3 separate regions of the Homo sapiens genome follow, and regions 2 and 3 are each linked to region 1. The links are chromatin loops, found by intact Hi-C in ENCODE. Cell type or tissue: prostate gland. All regions are shown on one strand. Links, peaks and the distances in the headings refer to the core of each region. The heading gives the core; the rest is flanking DNA. Region 1 overlaps RTL9 (retrotransposon Gag like 9). Region 2 overlaps CAPN6 (calpain 6). Region 3 overlaps PAK3 (p21 (RAC1) activated kinase 3).

Region 1 (6,529 bases), core at 4,030-6,529:
TACTGGTCTGTAGTTTCCTTATTTAAGAAAATTGGGACACTGCCCATTTGCAGTCCTCTGGTATCCCTCCTGTTCTCTCTGATTCCACAGATCCTTCAGACCGGCACCTAATGCAAGGCAGTTCCGTTTGCTCTTCTTATAATGTTCTTTTCCCTATAGAGTTGGACATGCATATACATGTTGTTTGGGGAATTTGCAGCACATCCAATGAAAGCATAATTCCCAACTAACAGTCAAATCCTTTTCTTTGGAGCTACCCAGAACACACCTACCCTCTCTTCCATATGACAGCCCTTCAGAGACTTGAAGACAGTGTGTGACTCTCCTGTGAGTTAAGAGCACTGGCTGAGTCAGACAGACCCGAGTGACAAGCCCAGCTTCGCTCCCTCTCAGCGGTGAGAGCCAAGGTAAGTTACTTCATTTTAATTTCTCTCTAGTTCAGTTCTTTAGCTGATTTAGAAAATGGGAGTAAAAAAGCCACTTTGTTTGTTTATCGTTCAATAAATAAGATGAGGTATGTAAAGTGTTTAACATAGTGCCTGGAATAGTAAGCACTCAGTAAATGCTAGCTATTTCCCCCTCTTTATTTATAAAGAGCCGGTGCGCATTTTAAGTGTCAGGGCTGTGGGGGAGGAAGGAAGTGGGGAGGGCTTCTACTTCCCTGAATGATCAAGGAAGGAAGAAGATCCTAAAGTAGACCAGGTATTTCTTTAGCCTTAGGTTGTCTGTTTTCAGTTATCTGGATGCCTATTTGCTAGGACTTGGGGAAAGAATATTGTTGAGAATCTAGGGAAAGGCTTATTTTCAACAGCTGGAAAGCTATTTGTTGACATATTGAACCGTCTCTTGTTTATTCTTATTTCCCTGAGCAGCTAGCCATGCAATCCCCTAAACTCAATTACCTTTTGTGAGGCGGCAGGAGCATGACACCTCCTAGCCGTATTGATCAGTGCAGACTGGGTGGGACGTGAGGGACCTGAGAGATGCTAAGCGGTAAATTCTGGGCTTTTCCTTCCTTAGAAGGCCTCTCTTCTCTGTGTTCCTAGAGACTCTGGCTTTAATAGAACGGAAGTCTATGCCTCACATGGGCTGAGCATGCAAGAACCCTCTCTCAGTAGCCTCCTTAGAAGCAGGCTGATGAAAATAGTCACAATGGGTCAGAACTTGGAACCCTGGGGTGACCAGTGCTAGCATGGTTTTCTAACTGCAGCTCTTTGCACACACTGGGTTTTGCAAGCAATTGAATGATATGAACTCTGAATGCCATTGCAGCTAGAGAAAGTTTGGAAGGAGACACACCCAACTGTGAACAGACAGAGGAATGGGACTTGCGGGGAATGGGGGGTGGGGCATTTTCAGGAGTTTAGCTTTGTCTGTACGGAGGATTTCAAGTCTTTATCCTAAGAATATATTCCTAGATTACTTATGGAATTACTAAACATAAATAAAAGTTAGAGAAAGAAGAAATTATTTTTAAAAACAAACCAAAAATAAAACACAAAATAAAGTGGTACAACCATTAAGCTTGTCGGGGTAGAAAGATTGCTTGGGTCGGGGGGTGGATGTCCGGGATTCCTAGAGAGAGCTTGCAAGGAGAGGAGTGAAAAGGGCTTGAGAAAGAACCCTAGGGAAACATATCTTTAAAAAAAATAAAATTAACTTTTATTAGTTTTTTTCTTTTCGTATTATGGGTCCATTATAGACCAATGAGAAAATACAGATAAGGAAAATGAAAATTAAAAATCCCCTCTAATCCCATCATTCAACTGTGGTCACTGTTGGCGTTTTGGTATATATCCTTCCAGATTTTTTTTCTATGCAGAAATCTACATATTTATCTTTATGATAATCAGATCCTCATGTACACATTAGAATATATTTTCAATGGCTACAATAGTGGCTGCTACAATTGCACCATGATTCGTTTAATCATTAAACAAGTTGTGTTCTAACATTAGACACTTAGGTTATTTCCAAAATTGTTGCATTAGAAATAAACAACAGTGCCCTGTAGCTGTGTGACATTGGGAAAGCTAGTTAACCTCTCTGTTCCTCTGTTCTCATCTGGAAAATGAAGGTGCTAATAGAACCTACCTCGTAGTATGTTGTGAGTGTCAAATGAGATCATATAGGTAAAGCACTTAGCACAGGGCCTGGCACAGTAAACGTTAGCTTTAATTGTTAGGTGTGTTAATAATAATAATAGTAGTTGTTGTGAGGCCATTGTTAATAGAATGGCTATTCTGTGACTTTTTTTTTTTTTTTTTTTTTTTTGCTTTGAAGGGAGAGGAGAGCGACTGGAATTTTTCTTTTGAGTAGTATGCTATAGTGAGCTCTGGAGTCACACAGAGCTGTGTGCCTTTGGTCATGTCAATTCATCTCATGGAGGCTCAGTTTCCTTACCTGTATACTGAGAATTTAAAGGACCTAGCTCACAGGGTAATTGTCAAGATCAAATGAGATAATGCTGGTGAAGCCCTCAGCCCCATTCTTGGCATATGGGAAGAGTTCAAGCAATATCAGTTGTTGTTGTTATTATTACTACAAGGATTCAGCCATTTGTAGTAAGAAAGTTTCCTTGCTTTGTGGTGTGGGGATGTAGGGGAGATGGCAGTGAGAAGAGTACTCCGAGTTTCTAATCACTTGTCTGATTACAAAGAGATAAAAATATTTTGGAAACAGAATGGCCAGGGCTGAAATCTGGGATTTAAAAAAAATTATTATTATTATTTTATGTGACCGTGGTCACATAGACTTCTCCAAGCCCATTTCCTCATGTATAAAATGGGAATGATCTCAGTGCCTACCTTACAGGTGTTGCTGGGAGGTCGGAATTATATAATGCATATGTAGTGCTTAGCCCAAGTGCTCAGTTGTTGTTGGTCGTTAATTATGAGGTTTATAACGACCTGAATGCCTCCCTTGTCAAACTCTACATCCCTATACCTAGGCTACTTGAACTTCACCTGGAGGCTTTGCCCTATCCAAGGCTCAGGGACCAATTCTCCCCTTAGACTGAGGGTTTCTCCCCTTAGACTGAGTGCACCAGTTCAGGAAAACTGGAGTACTCTGGTAAACCTTTCTGCTAGCTCTACTCTGACCTTGTGCCCCAGTTCTAGAAAGCAGGCTGTAGCCATGTTTGTATGAACAAGCCCTCAGCTGGTATGCTCAAGGCTGGTGTGCTTTTCTTGCTAGCTGTCTGAAATCCATGGAGCCTTTCTGTTGAATCCTAGCCCTATGGCAGGGATACCGGTCGCTGGATTTTTCTCCGTGTCTGTGACCCTGGGGTAAATTGTCTTCGTTATGATCACCATTACAGGGCTCTATTAAGGTGTTTGCTTGCCAGCCCCCACTGTCCATCCTCCCAAACCCTCTTTCCCTGCACCTGAACCTCTTTGAACGTTTCTGATGCTGCTCCACTCAATCTCCAGCCTCAGTTTCTTTCCCTCGAGCCCTCTGCCTGTGCTTCCATGTCATATCAGTTGCAGTGCCTGGGTCCCAGGACTCCTGTGTCTGTTCAACTGCAGAGGGCACGTATCTTGTTTCCTGAGCCAGGACCCTTTTCATCTCATCTTTTTAATTGTGTCAATCTCCTCTTTTCTTTGGGCAGAGTGGGGTGGGGCATAGGCTGGTGGGACTGTTGGGGGCGACAGGGAAGAGGGGTGGAGTTGCATAGGCCAAGTGCTAAGGCGGAGCTTCTGGAGGACTGTCAAGTGAAAGGCGGCCAGAGGCAAATGTCAGAGCCTATATAGAGGCAGGAATCTGGGACCAGAGAGACAGAGCAAGCAGTAGCAAGTCAGGAGCAGTGGGGCGGGTGGGCGGGCAGGCTGGCTGGCGGGCAGGGGGGCGTGGCAGGGGATAGCAAAGGGAGATTGCAGAGAACAGCTGTTGGTACTGGGTCTTACTTTAATGAACTGGCTGGGCACGAGGTATAAGTTAATTGGCCAGAGTGAAAGAGCTAGGGGCGCAAAGGATACTCTCTCCCTCTTCTCCGTCACTGGCAAGGTAAGATCTTTCTGGGTTTTGCCTGGTGGGAAACTGTGGCATGTTCAGATATTTTTCTGAAGATGGGAGGTGGAGGTCTATGGCTGCTTTTTTGACTCATCTTTCCCATTGCACCAATTATTACAATTATTACAATAACCAGGGTGTCAGCAGGAGGCCAGCATTTCTTTTATGACAACCCATCTTGGGGTTGTCCAGGCTGGAGACAGAGGCAGGGGTCTCGGTAGTGTGACTGAGTAAGGGGGAGAGGTGGATCTTTATAGCACCTTGGTGAAGAGTAGGGGGCTCTGGAACTGGATGGACCCAGGAATCTATGTGACTGCAGGCAAACTATTAAGCTTCTCTGGGTCTGAATTTTCTCATTTGTAAGATAAAGGAAGAGTACAACCGAAATCTCTTAGTGTTGCTATGGGAACCACATGAGATGATACATGTAAAGTGCCTAGCAGAGTGTTTGCCAGTCAGTGCATGCTAAAGAAATGTTCACTGTTAGCGTTTCTGTTGCAGGTTTTCTCATTATTATGGAATCACAATTCCATGAGGTTGATGACTTTTGTGACATTGTCCCAAAGTAGCAAGTTTTCTGCTTTTGGCATGGGCAGGCTGTGGGGACATGTCAACATTGTGTAATATTTGCATTGGCTTCCAAGCCGTGTGTCCAAAAGCCCCTTCTGGGCTGCTTATTGGAGCAGGCTGGAGGGGTGAGGCTCTGGATTGCCCACCCCCATGGCATCAGAGAAACTTGAAACTTGGACATGCCAGACACTGGGCTTTAAGTGACCCATGATCTGGGATGTCAGAGAAATAATTGAATGCAAGCTCAGGGATGCCAAACACTAGGCAACCCCCAGGAGGGGGTCAGAGTCAATGCTATACAGTTTGTTACTGTTGCAGTGACCCTATTTTAGCCTTGACCCTGGCTAATCTGAGAAAGCTTGTAAAATGGGGATAATAATATCTATTGCCCAGGAGATTGTAAGACCCAAATGGGATAATGCTTACAAAGGCCCTCACGTTATAGGAAGTTGTGACAGTTGTCTAAAGTACAGTGCCTGGCACATACTACGTGAAGCAATAAATAAATAGTAGTAATGGGGTGGTGGTTGCTGTTATTAATAAGAATAATGAAAATAATAAGCAGAATTTTCAGTTCATGGAATGTTGCTCTCAGTCATTGATTAGATAAATGTCTCCCTTTTCCTGAGAACATTCAGGGCCATCAGAGTAGTAAAATGAGGATTAAACCACTGGCAGAATTCAATGAGCCCCAGGAACTAATAATTATCCTGGGGCAAAGGACTTTCCCATTCAGGCTTGCCAGTACCTTGGCTGGCTTGTGAGTACTGCCGTGGGATAGAATACAGGCCAGGAATCCGCATTTCTCACATTTGGCCAGAAGGTGGTGCTGCTGCTTTATTTGAGTCAGGACTGCCCAGGCTCCTGGCTGCGGAGGCTGCTGGCGTTTATAGCATTTACAAACTGAGAGGCTGGGTTGGTTTGAAAAGGATAGAGGCAGAAGGGACATTTGCTCCAGCTCCAAAGTTGTTCATTGCTTCACAGCTTCTTTAATCTGATAGCCTCACCTTCAATGCCATATACCTGACAACGCATAAAAACAGGTCTCCACCATGAACAATTTGTCTGTTTCCAAATCTTCTTGATACTGGCTTTTGACCTCTAAACTTGTTTCTTGTTTACAGATTTTCTTGCCTCCTGGGCTCCCTCCACACTATCCTGTGGCTGTGGCAGATATGTCAATACCCTTACATTCACTGCGATTCAACAATACAATGAGGGAGGAAAATGTTGAGCCCCAAAACAAGCAGATGGCCTTCTGTAGACCAATGACAGAGACCAGAGCAGACGTACAGATTCTGCATTCTCATGTACAGTTGCCTATAGTCTCAACTTCAGCCTCAGACCCTGGAGGGACATCCACACAGTTGATGACATCTCCAGTCTTTGACACCATGTCTGCACCTCTAATGGGAGTACCAAACTCTGGAGCATTGTCCCCACCCCTAATGCCAGCCTCAGACTCTGGGGCACTTTCCCCATTGCTAATGCCAGCCTCAGACTCTGGGGCACTGTCCCCATTGCTAATGCCAGCCTTAGATTCTGGAACATTGTCCCCATTGCTGTCCACTTCAGAGTATGGGGTAATGTCCCCAGGGATGATGACAATTCCTGATTTTGGAACGATGTCCGCAACGCTAATGGTAGCACCAGATTCTGCAGAGATATCACCATTGGCAATGCCAGCTCCATCCTCTGGAGTGGTGTGTACACCTATAATGAGCACTTCATCCTCTGAGGCAATGTCCACACCATTAATGCTAGCCCCAGATTCTGGAGAGTTATCCCCAATTCTAATGCAAGATATGAATCCTGGAGTGATGTCTACACAGCCAGTGCCAGCTCCCAGCTCTGAGGCAATGTCCCCATTGCAAATTACAGATGAAGACACCGAAGCAATGTCCAAAGTGCTAATGACTGCTCTAGCCTCTGGAGAGATATCTTCGCT
Region 2 (7,271 bases), core at 2,820-5,319, 790 kb after region 1:
TATGCCAACTAAAAATTGAAAAAAATTTGCATGGTGCCTCAAAGATCTCTGGGACAATATCAAAAGGTCTAACATTTATACCATTAAAGTTCCAGAAGGAGCAGAAAAAGAAATTGGTGCAGAAAGTAATTTTTGCATAAATAATTGCAGAAAACATCACAAAGTTTGATCAAAGTTATGAATTTACAGATTCAATAAATCAGTGAACTTCAAACTGCGTAAACTTAAGGAAAATCATTTCTAGACAGATAATAAAACAATACCAAAGAAAGAAAAACCTTTGAAGTACCTACAGAAAAATGACACATAATATATATGGTTAACAGTAATTTGGAATACTGTGAATTTCTTGTCAGAAACTATGGAGGACAGAAAACAGAAGAATAATGCCTTTAAATTAGAAGAAGATAACTGCCAAACCAGAATTCTATAACCAGTGAAAATATCCTTCAGGAATGCAGGCAAATACGGACATTGTTAGATGATAAAAAACTAAGAGAACTCATTGACAGCTCTAAAAGAAATAATAAAAGAAGTTCTTCAGGCTGAACATAAATGACACCAGAGAGAATCCTGGAATGTCAGGAATGAAGACAGAGAAACAGAAATCGTAAATAGCTGAGTAAATATTTTAAAAAACTATTTTTCTCCTCTTAAGTTCTTTAAAATACGTACTGCTATTGAAAGCACAAATTATAACATTTCCTGGTGGAGTTTTAAAAATGTATTTAGATATATGTATTTTTATGTGTATTTAGATATAAATATATGTAAACTTTAAAAGATCAGTGAAGGATCGTGAAGTGGTTATAAGGCTTCACTTAAAAAAATTTATTTACAGTACAACTCAGTTGAATTTTGAAAAACACACACAGTTATTTAACCAACACAACAATCAAGATACCAAGTAGTTCCAAGATAGTGAACATAATCATCACCCCCAAAAATTTCCTTGGGCCCCTTTATATTCCTTTCTTCTCTTCCCTTCCCACCTCCCCAGGCAATAAATGTGCTTTCTGTCACTATAGAGTACTTTGCATTTTCTAGATTTTATATGAATGAAATCAAGCAGTACGTACCCTTTTTTGTCTGAGGTCTTTCTCCCAGCATAATTATTTTGAGGTTCAATTTTGTTGTGTGTATCAAAGACATGCTCATATATATTAGTGCATTGATTTTTTTTTGGCAAGACCAAGTCTACCTACAGATGCTATACATACATGAAGTATAAGTTAGAGGTAAAGATTCTGAGAGAAAGTATTTGGTATGTTACCTGCACAGTTCTTGGTACAGTGCTGTGGATACACACTGTACCAAGGTTAGATGTCACTACCTTCTGGAAGACAGCATATTTCTATGGAAAATGCCCAAGTTCCGGAGTTAAATAAAAACAATCATACCAAAGCCATCTGTTGTTAATGGATGAACATCCATGAGCAAGTTATTTTGCCTCCCTCTTTTCCTTAACTTTCTTATCCTTCAAAAACAGGGATAATAACGGCACTCCATTTGGTTGTTATGGGCATTAAAATGAGATCACATATGTAAAGCATTGAATGTGGAGTTTGATACACAGCAGATAATTTAAAATGCTAGTTCCTTTTCTTTTCTACCCTTTTTAAATTTTTTAAAATTTTGTTTTAAGTTCTGGGATACATGTGCAGAACATGCATAGGTATACATGTGCCATGGTGGTTTGCTGCACCTATCAACCCATCATCTAGGTTTTAAGCCCTGCATGCATTAGGTATTTGTCCTAATGCTCTCCCTCCCCTTGACCCCCACTCCTCAACAGGCCCTGATGTGTGATATTCCCCTCCCTTTGTCCATGCATTCTCATTGTTCAACCCCCACTTATAAGTGAGAACATATGGTGTTTGGTTTTCTGTTCCTATGATAGTTTGCTGAGAATGATGGTTTCCGGCTTCATCCATATCTCTACAAAGGACGTGAACATATTCTTTTTTATGGCTGCATAGTATTCTATGGTGTGTATGTGCCACATTTTCTTTATAGAGTCTATCATTGGTGGGCATTTGAGTTTGTTCCACGTCTTTGCTATTGTAAATAGTGCTGCAATAAAGATGCATGTGCATGTGTCTTTATAGTAAAATGATTTATAATCCTTTGGGTATATATCCAGTAATGGAATTGTTGGGTCTAATGGAATTTCTGGTTCTAGATTCTTGAGGAATCACCACACTGTCTTCCACAATGGCTGAACAAATTGACACTCCCACCAACAGTGTAAAAGCATTCCTATTTCTCCACATCCTCACCAGCATCTGTTGTTTCCTGACTTTTTAATGATTGCCATTCTAACTAGTGTGAGATGGTATCTCATTGTGGTTTTGATTTGCATTTCTCTTATGACTAGTGATGATGAGCTTTTTTTCATATGTTTGTTGGCTGCATAAATGTCTTCTTTTGAGAAGTGTCTGTTCATATCCTTCGCCTACTTTTTGATGCGATTGTTTTTTATTGTAAATTTGTTTAAGTTCCTTCTAGATTCTGTATATTACACCTTTGTCAGATAGATAGATTGCAAAAAATTTCTCCAATTCTGTAGGTTGCCTGTTCATGCTGATGATAGTTTCTTTTGCTGTGAAGACGCTGTTTAGTTTAATTAGATCCCGTTTGTCAATTTTGGCTTTTGTTGCCATTGCTTTTGGTGTTTTAGTCATGAAATCTTTGCCCATGCCTATGCCCTGAATGGTATTGCCTAGGTTTTCTTCTAGGGTTTTCATGGTTTTAGGTTTTATATTTAAGTCTTTAATCCATCTTGAGTTAATTTTTGTATGAGGTGTAAGGAAGGGATCCAGTTTCAGCTTTCTGCATATGGTTAGCCAGTTTTCCCAGCACCATTTATTAAATAGGGAACCCATTCCCCATTGCTTCTTTTTGTCAGGTTTGTCAAAGATCAGATGGTTGTAGATGTGTGGTGTTATTTCTGAGGCCTCTGTTCTGTTCCATTTGTCTATATATCTGTTTTGGTACCAGTACCATGATGTTTTTGTTGCTGTAGCATTGTAGTATAGTTTGAAGTCAGGTAGCATGATGCCTCCAGGTTTGTTCTTTTTGCTTAGGATTGTCTTGGCTATGTGGGCTCTTTTTTGGTTCCATATGAAATTTGAAGTGTTTTTTTTCTAATTATGTGAAGAAAGTTCATGGTAGCTTGATGGGAATAGCATTCAGTCTATAAATTACTTCAGGCGGTATGGCCATTTTCACAATATTGATTCTTCCTATCCATGAGCATGGCTTTATTTTGCATTTGTTTGTGTCCTCTCTTATTTCCTTGAGCAGTGGTTTGTAGTTCTCCTTAAAGAGGTCCTTCACGTCTCTTGTAAGTTATATTCCTGGGTATTTTATTCTCTTTGTAGCAATTGTGAATGGGAGTTCACTTATTATTTGGCTCTTTGCTTGTCTGTTATTGGTGTATAGGAGTGCTTTGTGATTTTTGCACACTGATTTTGTATCCTGAGACTTTGCTGAAGTTGCTTATCAGCTTAAGGAGATTTTAAGCTGAGACTATGGGGTTTTCTAAATATACAATCATGTCATCTGCAAACAGAGACAATTTGACATCCTCTCTTCCTGTTTGAATACCCTTTATTTCTTTCTCTTGCCTGATTGTCCCGGCCAGAACTTCCAATACTATGTTGAATATGAGTGGTGAAAGAGGGCATTCTACCCTTTTTTGTCTGGGGAAAAATTGTCATCCTTGGGGGGAAAAAAAAGCAGTAGCATCTTTGAGCTTAATTGTAATACCATAGTGCCATCTGGTGACCATATGGAATGACTGCATTATCCACATGGGATATTTCATGTCTAACAAAAATCTACAACATGTAAATCTCTAGTGTGTTCTGGGTTAGTGTTATAGGGACAGACAGTGAGGGCTGTACTTGAGAACTGTTCTCCTGAGCTACTCCTTTGGAGATCCCTCCCCTGGTTAGGCACTTTTTCATGTCAGAAAGAAAAATAAGAATTTTCCCCTTTGCCTACCCTAAGATGGTAGATGGCAGGTTGTATAAGCAAATGAGTGAAGTCTTCACACATCCCTTCGGCTCTAAGGAAGATGCTGGGAAAGGGGAGTTGGTATTTTGTCTTGTTGAGAGATCTTCCCTTGAAAGATTTGGCTACTGTACCTATGGCCTCGAGTCCAATCCCAAATAGGAGTTTCAAACTCAAGTAACCCCGAATAGCACCTAGCTGTCCCTAAATATGAAATAAAGGCCCCTCTTCATTCTTCCAACTACCCCAGAATGCAAAGAACTGTACCATCAGAGTGTAGCCAGGGCTTTTGAATCCATCACACTTTTACCTGAGCTCAGATTTCATGAAGTACCTCAACCCCCACCTCCAGTGGCTTTGAAACAAGTCTTAACAGATGGTCACTCTTGCCATCCATCCCATGCCATCAATTCAAGTCAAGACTGATCAATGTACTGAATATGAACTTTATTGTGATTTGGTTTATGTAAGGCAGTGTAGTGAAGGCACTGCAGAAGTTAAACAGACTGGAAAACATGGTAAAAAATGAGCGAGCTAAAAATGAATGCTTGCTGGTCTAGGTAGGCTAAGTACTACAACTATGTTTCTTTTTCATCATTGCAGAAGCGTTGAAATATTGTTGAAGGTGGGGGTTTGGGGTGGAATTAGGGAAGGCTTCATGGAGGAGGTGGCATTTATACTGGGCCTTGAAGGAGGGGCAGAAAGTTGATAGGTTAAGATGGAGGGAAGTACATTTCATAATGACTGACTCTAGAGAAAATTCTGTAGAAGTACTGAAAAATGAGAGGGCAAACAAACACCCCCAGCGAGTGAAGCATCCCAACTGAGAGAAAAGTCTGAGGAGTCTGGGCTGGGACCAAAGTCTCAAGTCCCCAGATGGGGTCTTCAGTACAAATGATATTAGGAGGCACAGGACAATGGGCTTGTTTGTAAACCTAGCAGCAGCGAGAGGTTTCACATTGCAGTCAGGGGCCCCAAACTGGCTGTAATATGTCTGGATGAATTCTCTCATCTTTTAGGTGTGTATGGTACTTACTTATCTTTCCTCTTGCCCACTGACTGCCTGAATGGTAGTTCGTGCGCGCCCATGTGCGCGTGTGTGAGTGTAGGTGTGTGTGGATGGGTGGGGGACCGAGGCTTTGTCTCCCACTGCAGCTTCTTCCACTTTTCCGTCTTGTGGCACACAGCAGGCTTCCATTGAGCTGAAGCTCAGGCCCCTCTCACTGTCTAGGACTCATTGAACTCCAGCTCTTGATTAAGCACCAGGAAGCTTTCTCAACATGAAGGTAAAATTTACTGTCGGGGGTGACTTGGGTTAGGGCAGGACTACACTTTCCGGAGGTGATGATGGTGGTGAGTGGTGGTGGTGGTGGTGGTCGTGGTTGGTGGTGGTGGCAGTGGTGTCTGTAAGGGTTGGGGACTTAAAGCCGGCTCTGGCTGCTGGGTGAAATGCTGCTGGGAAGTCTATAGTGTTCAGTCAGGAGCTAGGATGTCAGGCTAGACCAGCTTGGCCTTGATCAGCCCTCCTCCTTCCTCAACATGCCCTACAGGGGAGATATATCAAACAACTGAAAACATCAAAGACATCTGTAGGGTGTCCAGCCTCTTGTTATTGTCCTACTTGAATCTCACCCCCGGAAGCCCCAGAGATCCTTTCTTGGCAAATGTGTATGATGTCTAGATAGGACTGTCGCCTCCCCATGTCCAGCTGCTGGAGGTATATAGGTTATGTAGCTACAGATGCTACTTGGATTGGGAGGTATGGGGAATTTATCAGAAGAGAGGAAGAGTTAATTATTGTGAATCTCATTCTTTCTAAAGATTGTGAATCTTAACTAAGACCTGGCACCTGACGGAAAATAAAAGGGTGGCACGCTTTGTCAGGATTCTCTGGGATTGCAGATTTAGAGCTCAGTGAGATCATCGCTGGAAATAACCTTGAAGCTGATGTGGCCTTGCTTGACTTTGGCAGTTGGACCACCCTTCTTACGCAGGTACAGAGACTTCAGATCACGGCAGTCGCTGGGGTCAGCATCCAGAGTAACCTGCCCCAAGAACTGATCACAGAATTTTCGGCTGTTCCAGACCTGGAAAGACAAACGAAGGGAGTGAAGATGAGCAGCCCTCAGTGAGATTAGCCTTTGCCCAGTGACATCCAGATCTAATGCTGAGCTTCAAAAGATTTGTTTTAAAACCAAGAGACTATTCTGTCCTTTCCTGATAGCCCATCAGTTGAGGGGAGGATACCTCAAAGAATATACATGAAAAGCCAGAAAACAGAATCTCCGGGTCGTTCTTGACCTGTGGGATGGTTACCTAAAGGCTGCTGGTCAGGAGTATTAAGTCAGAAAAACTGCCAAACTGCAGTGATTCATCCTGACCTAGCCATGTGAGGGTCCTCTGAACTGGCATAAGCTTTCCTCCATGGGATTTTATGATACGTGTGTTAACATGTGTACTGGTGAGCATGTGGGCTTTTGCCCACAATTAAATAAATGGAAGAGAGGAGATTTAGGATGGATGGTAATAAGGAAGTCAGTGTCCATGCTTGATGAGAAGAGTTTTTGAGTATAAAACAAACCAAAAAATACGATAATTCTTGCTCTGCATCCTAAACATATATAAGGTACTTGGGATCATCTAGTATCTGGTACAAAGTATGAGCCTTTCTGGCGACCCCTGTACACACTCTTACCTGTACTATAATAGGAATGTCAGTGGTCCTTCTGTAGAAAATGGCCTGGGTGTCAAAAATGGCATGAACTGTATTCTTCTGGACAGGAGAACGGACTTCCTCCTTTCCACATTTGATGACCAAATATGGGTTTACAGCTGGAACAAAGTGACATATGTTTTTAACACAGCAATTAAAGTTCCTTTTCTAGATAGACAAGAAGGTATCTCGCTAAGCCAATTCTGGGACTTTCAGCATAGCACTCGAGCACCAGAATGACTGAGATTCAACACTTTTATTCCCACTTCCCTTTCCTTTTCCATATTTTATATAGGAATATGAAAATGAATCTAATGTAGGCCTTGCTTGAAGTTGACATCCCATCCTCTGCCATGGTTGCCATCCATTCCCAACTTCTCTAGACAAAATATCGCTGGAGAAAATCATTTGTGATCATGTTTTCTAACTTATGTGCTATAAATGCAACTGAATTTTGCTTTCCCAGACATTCCTGCCATTCTTACTTTCATTGGCATACTTCTTCTCCAGGTCCTCAGCACTGTGAACAGTGATCTGAGTA
Region 3 (7,271 bases), core at 423-2,922, 650 kb after region 1:
GTTGGTCTGTAGAAGCGAAGGAGAGAAGGGTGAGTGGCTTGGCTTTGGGAAGCATGATGGGGGCGGTTGCAGTGCTATTTTTAAAAAACGGCTTTCAGCAGGGAAGCCTTTAGCCATGTTAGTCTTGCTCCCCTCATGGTTTTGCAGACTCAAATCCAGGCCAAGTGTATGGCTGTCTGAGGTATTGGAACAGAAGGAGGTCCATTCCTGTTGGTGACAACACCGTGGCCCTGTTCTGGGATGAGCAAGGTGTAAAGGTCAGTGCGGTTTTCACTGGGCCATTTGCAAAATTATAATTGGGCAAGATCTGTGATTTGGTACTTGAGGCCTCCAATCAGGGGCAACTTTGGGCAAAAAGACTTGATATGGTAATGAATGACTAACAGGCAGAGGCTTGGAGAGAGAGCCATTTGTAAGCCTCTGTTTCTGGATACAAGTGTCATATCCCCCAGCCCATGCAAGAAGCAAAATGGGAAGAGACTAGGAGGTAGCCTGGGCAAGAGCTGACAGCTGAGAATCCTGAGGTCAGAGAGACCTTAGGATGTCAAGGAGCTGACCCTGCAAGTCTCCGGACAGGCAGCTGGGCCTTGTAGGAGAGATCTGACAGGAAAAGGAGGTTCACATGCAATAGGGTTATAAGCTAGGGGACACAGGACCCTAGGGACATTCTCACCAGCTAACCATTCCCACAGGTTGCAGAATTTCCTGGTCAGAGGTGGAAATGGTATATAGGGCAAACAAGTTTGCTGAGGTCTTGGGAGAGGGTGAGTGGTGGACATACCAGGTGAGGGAAACGAGAAATAAAAAGAACTGCAGGGATGGGAAGGTGCTGACATCCGAGAGTTTGCTATTATGTGTTCAGAGACTAAGCTACTAAATTAAGGTTAAAGAAGGTGGCCAAGGCAAAAAAAAAAAAAAAAATCAGGTGTACAGATCAGATGTAGTAGGCAGGAAGGCAGGAGCAAACTAGAGAGAGAGAGAAGAAAAGTCGTGGCCTTACCAACAACCCAAAAGCCCTGAATTCTCTGGTGAGATAGGCAACTCTGGAGGTTGAGGCAGCTGTAGCTCAGCCAAGAATTAGAAGGATGATTCTAGATATTTAAAATCAACAGCATCCCCACCCACGTAACCCACCTTCAGGAACCAGTAGCTTTAACCAAGAGAACAAGAAACTCAATGAGCAGCAGCCTCAACAACTGGCTCTTTCCTCCTGGGTAAGGAGAGGGCAGTGGGGAAGGACGGTGCCTCAAAGGGAAGTGGAGGCGCTATCAATCTGGCCTAGACAGGTAGGTTGACTGCTTTTACATGGGTGGGCTGGGGCCTGGTCTGGGACCCCTGCTCAAAAAAAAAAAAGAAAAAAAGCCCTCCTTCTCAGGATCCCTGGGGACCCTGTGTGCGCAGGGAACTGTGTAAAACCTTTACTTCGGAAGGTAAGTGCAGCGTTCTAGGCATCTGGGGCGTACTTAAGCCTCCGCTACGCGTCCCCCACCCCCACCCCCACCTGCCGGGGGCTAGGCGTTTCCCTCTGCAGGGCCTGGAATGGACTCGTCTGCCAAGTCGGCACTACACAGCTTCTCCAGCAGGGGGCGGAAAAGGGCCTGCAGCGACGCGCAGGACCCGAGTCCTCCATTTCAGGTGTGATGCTTCAGCCTCGGATCAAATAATAGCCACACATTTAAAATCTCATTTAGGGTTACCGGAGAACCAAATGAACCTCCGGGTGTGGCAGTCTATTTCCATTTCCTCCCAGATATGCGTCGCTTCCTACCGCGCTCTGTGGCTTTGGAAGGCATTTGCATTTACCTACGCGGTGATTATTTGAGTCACTAATACACACAGCCTAACCGGGGGTTTAATTGGAAATGTTAATCAGTGCAATAGATCTGTGTCTGATTTCCACATTTGGTCAGTTATCTGCAGGTTGGAGCAATCTGTGCTAAACCCAGGGGATGCAATGAGGAGCAAAACGGTGCAGCTACAGCTGGGTCTAAGTCTGGGAAACATAATGGGGAGATGGACCTTGAAAACTGGAAAGAGAGTAACAATTTACTGGTGGGAAGAGGAAATCATTAGAAAGGTGTAGTCACAGAGAGGCCTGATTGCTGAGATGGAATAGGATGGCCTTGGAACCCACATGGTGGAGAGGGAGGCCAGAGTTTTTCTTTGAGGTTGGAGGGGGCTGAATTTGGAGAGTGAAGTTTTTTAGGGGCCAAAGGACCAGGAACTGGGGTGGAATGAACCCTGGGAGTCAGAAGTCAAGTGTTATGGAGGGCTAGGGCCTGGTCTGGGACCCCCAAACACACTGTCCCAGACAGTGACAGTCTGGGACCCCTGTTGTGTTTGGGGGTCCCAGACAGTGTGTTTGCCCCTCTCTAGGCCTCAGTTTCCTTGTCTTTCAAACGATGAACTTGGCACTAGTTGTTCTATAAGGTGGTCCATTTATTCTTGGTAATGAAGACAGGTCCACTAAAGTATAGCCCTCTTCTTCCCCTGTCAGAAAAATTACCCCTTCTTTTTTTGTATGCCCTCCAGTTTTAGGGAAAACAATACAAAACAACCCCACAACCACATATATTTCATCTCTTTCAACAGTGTGGCTTTACTTTTACTTCATGTGAATGGGGAACAGGAGGGAAAAGAGAAGTCCAAGTTAATAATCTGCTAGGGACCCTATAACCAAGCCCCTGAAAGGTTCTGTGTGGCTGGGTCTCACAGACCTGAGTGGATGGGTGGGTGGCGTATATTCACTAGTGGCCCTTACTCCCTAACTCAATCTCAAAACAGAAAGTCTTGGGATGAAGGTGAAGGAAGGGCCTGGCTTAGGGCGTATATCCTTCTCCTTCGTGCCCTCCTCCCATATCTCACTGTGAGCCCCAGGCACTTTTTGGAATTCAGCACCCTAAAAGAAACACTATCCTTAACAATCAGCACAACAGTGCCCTCTAGTGACCTTAATGGGGACAATTTTAAGAGCTCCCCATGCATCCCCGGTCCCAGCCTGGTCACCAGTGCCCTTGTGCAGCGGTTACTCCTTGTGGAGAAGGCTCCCAGTCCTTCCAACCAGCCTGACAGAGAAACTCAGCCAGCCACCGTTTCCTGCAAGTCCTTCTCCTTGCATATATGGATGGGGCTGGGGGTTCACAGAGGGAGTCAGCTCCCCACAACTTCCTCTCCAGCGTTGTTTCCTTTGGGCCTGAAAAAGGTTCCAAACCTCCTTTCCTAGACAGCTTCGGTGCTGAGCAAGATACTTGGCATGGGAAGGCTCTGTGGTAGACAGAGTAGTTGTCCATAGCTTCCACCTACCCCCACCGCCAAGGTGGCAGCCCTAGTCCCCAGACAGAGATTCTGTCAGGAAGTTGGAATGCAGCAAGGTGGCTGGGGGTGGAGTTGGGTTAGTGATGGGTATTGGGTATGTACAAGATGTGTGCACTGATTTCTACCTCAGTCTCCAACAGGAGGCTGAGCCATAGGTGTACAACAAGGCGGTATAGGCATACAACATGATGTAGGCACACAATGCCCACAACACTATACAGACACACAACATGGCATAAAGATATGACACAATACGAATTAGACACATTGCACATACACAAAGGATGGAAGAGATGCAATTCACATGCAACACAGTACAGACACATAGCACTCACACAGTAGCTTATTGACATGATCACGTATACAACATGATATTAACAGGACACTGTACACACACACGATATGATGCAGACTCAATACATGCATGTCATGGTAGATATGACACAGCACACATACACAGACATACAACATGGTACAGGGAACTGTGCAGATATACATGACCCAGTATGCACATGTGCTCACACACAGGATATCTCCCCTTGCCCTACTCTCAACACAACACACCCCCAGGCAGGTGAGAGGAGTGTGGCTACCAGGTGGAATACTGTGTCCTGTCAGTTGATTCTGCACTGACTCAAGCAAGTGGTGAAATAAAGGCAGGTTGCCATGGAGTTAAAAAGTGGTGCTACAATTGAGGCTGGGGGGAGGGGGAGGTAAGCTTCAGGAAAGCTCTTGATCTTGCTCTAAAACATGGAGGTTCTTGGTAGTACAGGTTGGGGGTGTGTTCTCCTTCTCTTACATCCTCTAGTATTGTTTCCCACCCCAGTGGGTGGATGCTGCCTCTGCTGTCTGCCCTCATCCCCAGAGATGGGCAGGGGGCTTCTTGAGGCCATTCTTCCTGTGTCCTCCTTGAGCCCCACCCCTCTCTGGAGCTTTGGCAGCTTGCACCCCTCTCCCCCTCACCCCACCCTCTTGCAGGGTGAGCTCACGTAGGGAGGGAGGGGGCGAGTACACCATTCAATGGTGCAGTGGGTGGGATTTGGAAAGGCTGCCTGGAGTGTGCATGTGGGAAGCACACATGGAATGCCAGGGATGCTGGGGGACAGACATGCTCTGGAGTCTTGCCCAAGAGCAAGAGGCAGACCCAGAGTATGGCTTGGAGTTTTAATTCCAGAAGGGGGAATTGGAGATCATGGGGCTTTTCTTGGCTCCCTAAGGCTTCAATTTTGCAATCTCCGTGTTTAGATATCCATCTAGCCATCTCTTTGGATTAGGACCCTGTTCATTCTGGTCTGTAATAAATAGGTGCTAGCCTGAATCATGCCTCCTTGAGAATTAGCATGTAGTTTCTGCTTTTCTTTGAGGACAAACACCACTGTGGGAAGGGGAAAGGAAAGCAGAGTAGGAAGGATTGCAGAGCTTGGGGTTCTACAAAGAGAAGATCAGCCTCTCCCTTGAGAGGCTCAAATGATTGTGGGAAAAGGCAGAAAGGGAGGGGTCAAAGAGACTCAGTCTCCTTCATGGTTAGACATGGAAACCTCTGTGGGAAAAATAGGGTAAATTATCACCAAGCAACAACAGTAAACAGTATGTATTCATCCTAAGAAACCTGGGGAGTACTGTGGAAGACTTACCTGGTGGAGACAGGAGAAGGTAGAGGGAAGCTCCAATTAGGGTCAGAGGCTGGGGCCTTCAGCACCTGTGAGATGGTAGCAAATTAGGAGACCTCAGAATGCTGTTGCCTGGCAGACAGACTTTTTTTCCACTTCTCCAGTGAAAGAGGTTAGTGAAAAGGGGAATGGAAATGGAGGTGGAGACTTAGAGTTGAGGGATGAACTGAACTGAACTGAATGCAGTGCCACAACATCAGGAAGCTCACATATTCACAGAGCCAACCTTCATTGGCCATTGTCTCTCAGTTTCCTTTTGTCCACTGGACTCTACCACCTCCTGTGATTATACACATTGCTCCATAATTATGCAGACTATGTAAATATTTCACATCTGTCCTATTTGATTTAGTTCTTCCAACACTTACCCAAGTCAACTAAGGCAGGCCTTTTCACTTGATACTAAGCAGGCCCAGAATGATGAGGTGACTAACAGCAATTCTCAGCTTGTAACTCCCAACTCCTGACTCCCACTTCCGTGCCCTTTCTGGAATCCTATGTAACAATGCCTTTTTACACTTCTTAGCCCTCTGATTTTCTAGCTTTCTTAAGAGATATTCTGAAATTCACCAGAGAGATTGAGAAAGAGAGAGAGAGAGTGTGTGTGTGTGTGTGTATGAGAGAGAGAGTATGTGTGTGTGTGTGAGAGAGAGAGAGAGAGAGAGATGTTTGGTGGGAGTTGGATGAGGGAGCAGTAGCAGGTGGGGAAAGAGGTTCCCTCTCCCCTACAATGCTTCTCTCAGCAGGTTTCCCCCAAGAAAGAGCAGCTGAGTCCTTGCATCTTGTGGCAGCTGGTGTGCCCAGCACTGAGTCTGTAGGAGCTGAAGCCAGCCCGGACCCTTCTCATGGGCAGTGCCCACCTGTGCTGAAGTCCTGCAGCGGTGGCGGTGTGAGGTGAGTAATGGAGTCCAGGGCAGGGAGTTAGGGATCTCCAAATCCAGGCAAATGCTGCTTTTCCACCAGATCTCCCAATATCAAAGACTCTGCCTAGACCTCGTGAGCTAGGCCTCAGGGCATGACCCCTATGTTCTGGGGAATTTTGCCCAGTACAGCTGCCTTTAGTCTCTTGCCTCCCTCCCATCTCTAATATGGGAATGACAGCCTTGACCTACATTTTGGGGTGAGGAGGAGAAACAACATAACAATCGTTGCCAAGTCCGTTGCAGATGTCAAGCACCATCTAAGAGCTTCAGTATAACACAGACATGCTTCCCATCAAGCTGTCATTTTCTTTTCTCCTCCTTTCCTGGTGCCTGGGTGGCTTTTCAGCCACATGCTGCAAATTTGCCATTCAGTTCCTATGATTTCTACTGCCCCATAACCTTAATTTTACCTTCCTGTTTGAAGTGTACCCCCACCCCTTCCATCCCTGCTTCTGGGCCTGTCAGACTTAGCTTAAACCTTCCCAAACCTTCCCTCTGCTTTCCCACCCAACCAAGATGCACTTCCTCCACCAGGTCTCCAACAGCACTTGAGTCTGTAGCGTGCAGGGTAGCACTTGCTGCCCTACTGCCTTAAATAAGTCTTGCATGGTTTCTGGAGTATTCATCTTACCAGGAAAACTAGATTGTAAGCTCTTCAAGGGCAGGGACTAGATCTTACAGATCTCTAGTCTCCCTTAAAAGGGCTCAAAAGTTCCCCAGCAGCTTTGCAAGTTGGGCCTCTCTCTCTTCCTCTGCATTTCTTTCAGGTTTCATGGCCTGTCTCTCCGATCATCTATTTGTTTTTTTGTCTGCCTTTCAGGCAGGCATTATAACTTCTTCTGTCAGCTTCTCCATCTGGCCTCTGTTGCTATTCCCTGCAGTCCAGCTACCTGCTTGTAGCTTGCTGTCCCTCTGTCTGGTCTTCTGTCTATCAGTTGCTTAGGCATCTCTCCTATTACCCAAATCAAAAAACAACCAACAAAATTAAAAAAAAAAAACAGAAAAACTAAACAAAAAACAAGCAAGGAATAAGCAATGTAGTTCCCTTTCACACTGAGCATACAATGCGCCTACAGACAAGGTAAAACTGCAGCTCAGCAGCAGGTGTTTCTGTGATGCCTTCTTATGAAAGGGAAGCTCCAGAGTTTCAGCCATGGAATTGAAGGTATGAAATTACAGCCTTGTTGATACTGATGCATTCAACTTTCTAGCGATGTTCTGGTAGGGGATCCTCTTTAGGCCTTGACGGACAGAAGGTAACTAGGACTGACTAAAATGAGAAGCCCCTGAATCGCTCTTTGGTGTTCTGTGACAGATGCAATAATAACTTGTATTTATTGTCTACTGTTGCCAGCTCTGTGCT

Evidence for each region. A loop is a pair of places that touch in the nucleus more often than their neighbours do. Peaks named below come from ENCODE experiments on the same cell type or tissue, not always from the same donor. Only the 100,000 strongest peaks of a DNase experiment are listed, where the experiment ranks them.
Region 2: it touches region 1 in a loop (5-fold over the local background); 24 of 110 quality-filtered maps call a loop at or near these places.
Region 3: a loop joins it to region 1, with 3 times the contacts of the local background. A loop is called at or near these places in 13 of 110 quality-filtered maps.

Annotation. Positions count from the first base shown.
Region 1 is chrX:110,444,862-110,451,390 of GRCh38, forward strand. RTL9 (retrotransposon Gag like 9) reads left to right here. Exons shown (of 4, transcript NM_001385449.1): 2 at 292-407; 3 at 5,706-6,529. The coding sequence starts at 5,757. Among named protein-coding and RNA genes, the nearest start is that of CRIPTO3, 73 kb to the right of the region's middle. In prostate gland, for the core only: a CTCF peak has its summit at 5,403 (motif pointing right); a DNase peak (open chromatin) is centred at 5,420.
Region 2 is chrX:111,240,656-111,247,926 of GRCh38, forward strand. It overlaps CAPN6 (calpain 6), which reads right to left. Exons shown (of 13, transcript NM_014289.4): 11 at 7,216-7,271; 12 at 6,713-6,849; 13 at 4,444-6,104. The coding sequence ends at 5,922. Among named protein-coding and RNA genes, the nearest start is that of CAPN6, 26 kb to the right of the region's middle. RefSeq lists an enhancer at 5,585-6,784. In prostate gland, for the core only: a CTCF peak has its summit at 3,790 (motif pointing left); no DNase peak of the experiment used is centred there.
Region 3 is chrX:111,097,428-111,104,698 of GRCh38, forward strand. It overlaps PAK3 (p21 (RAC1) activated kinase 3), which reads left to right. Exons shown (of 18, transcript NM_002578.5): 2 at 1-29; 3 at 148-257; 4 at 5,732-5,879. Among named protein-coding and RNA genes, the nearest start is that of PAK3, 4.9 kb to the left of the region's middle. In prostate gland, for the core only: a CTCF peak has its summit at 1,580 (motif pointing right); no DNase peak of the experiment used is centred there.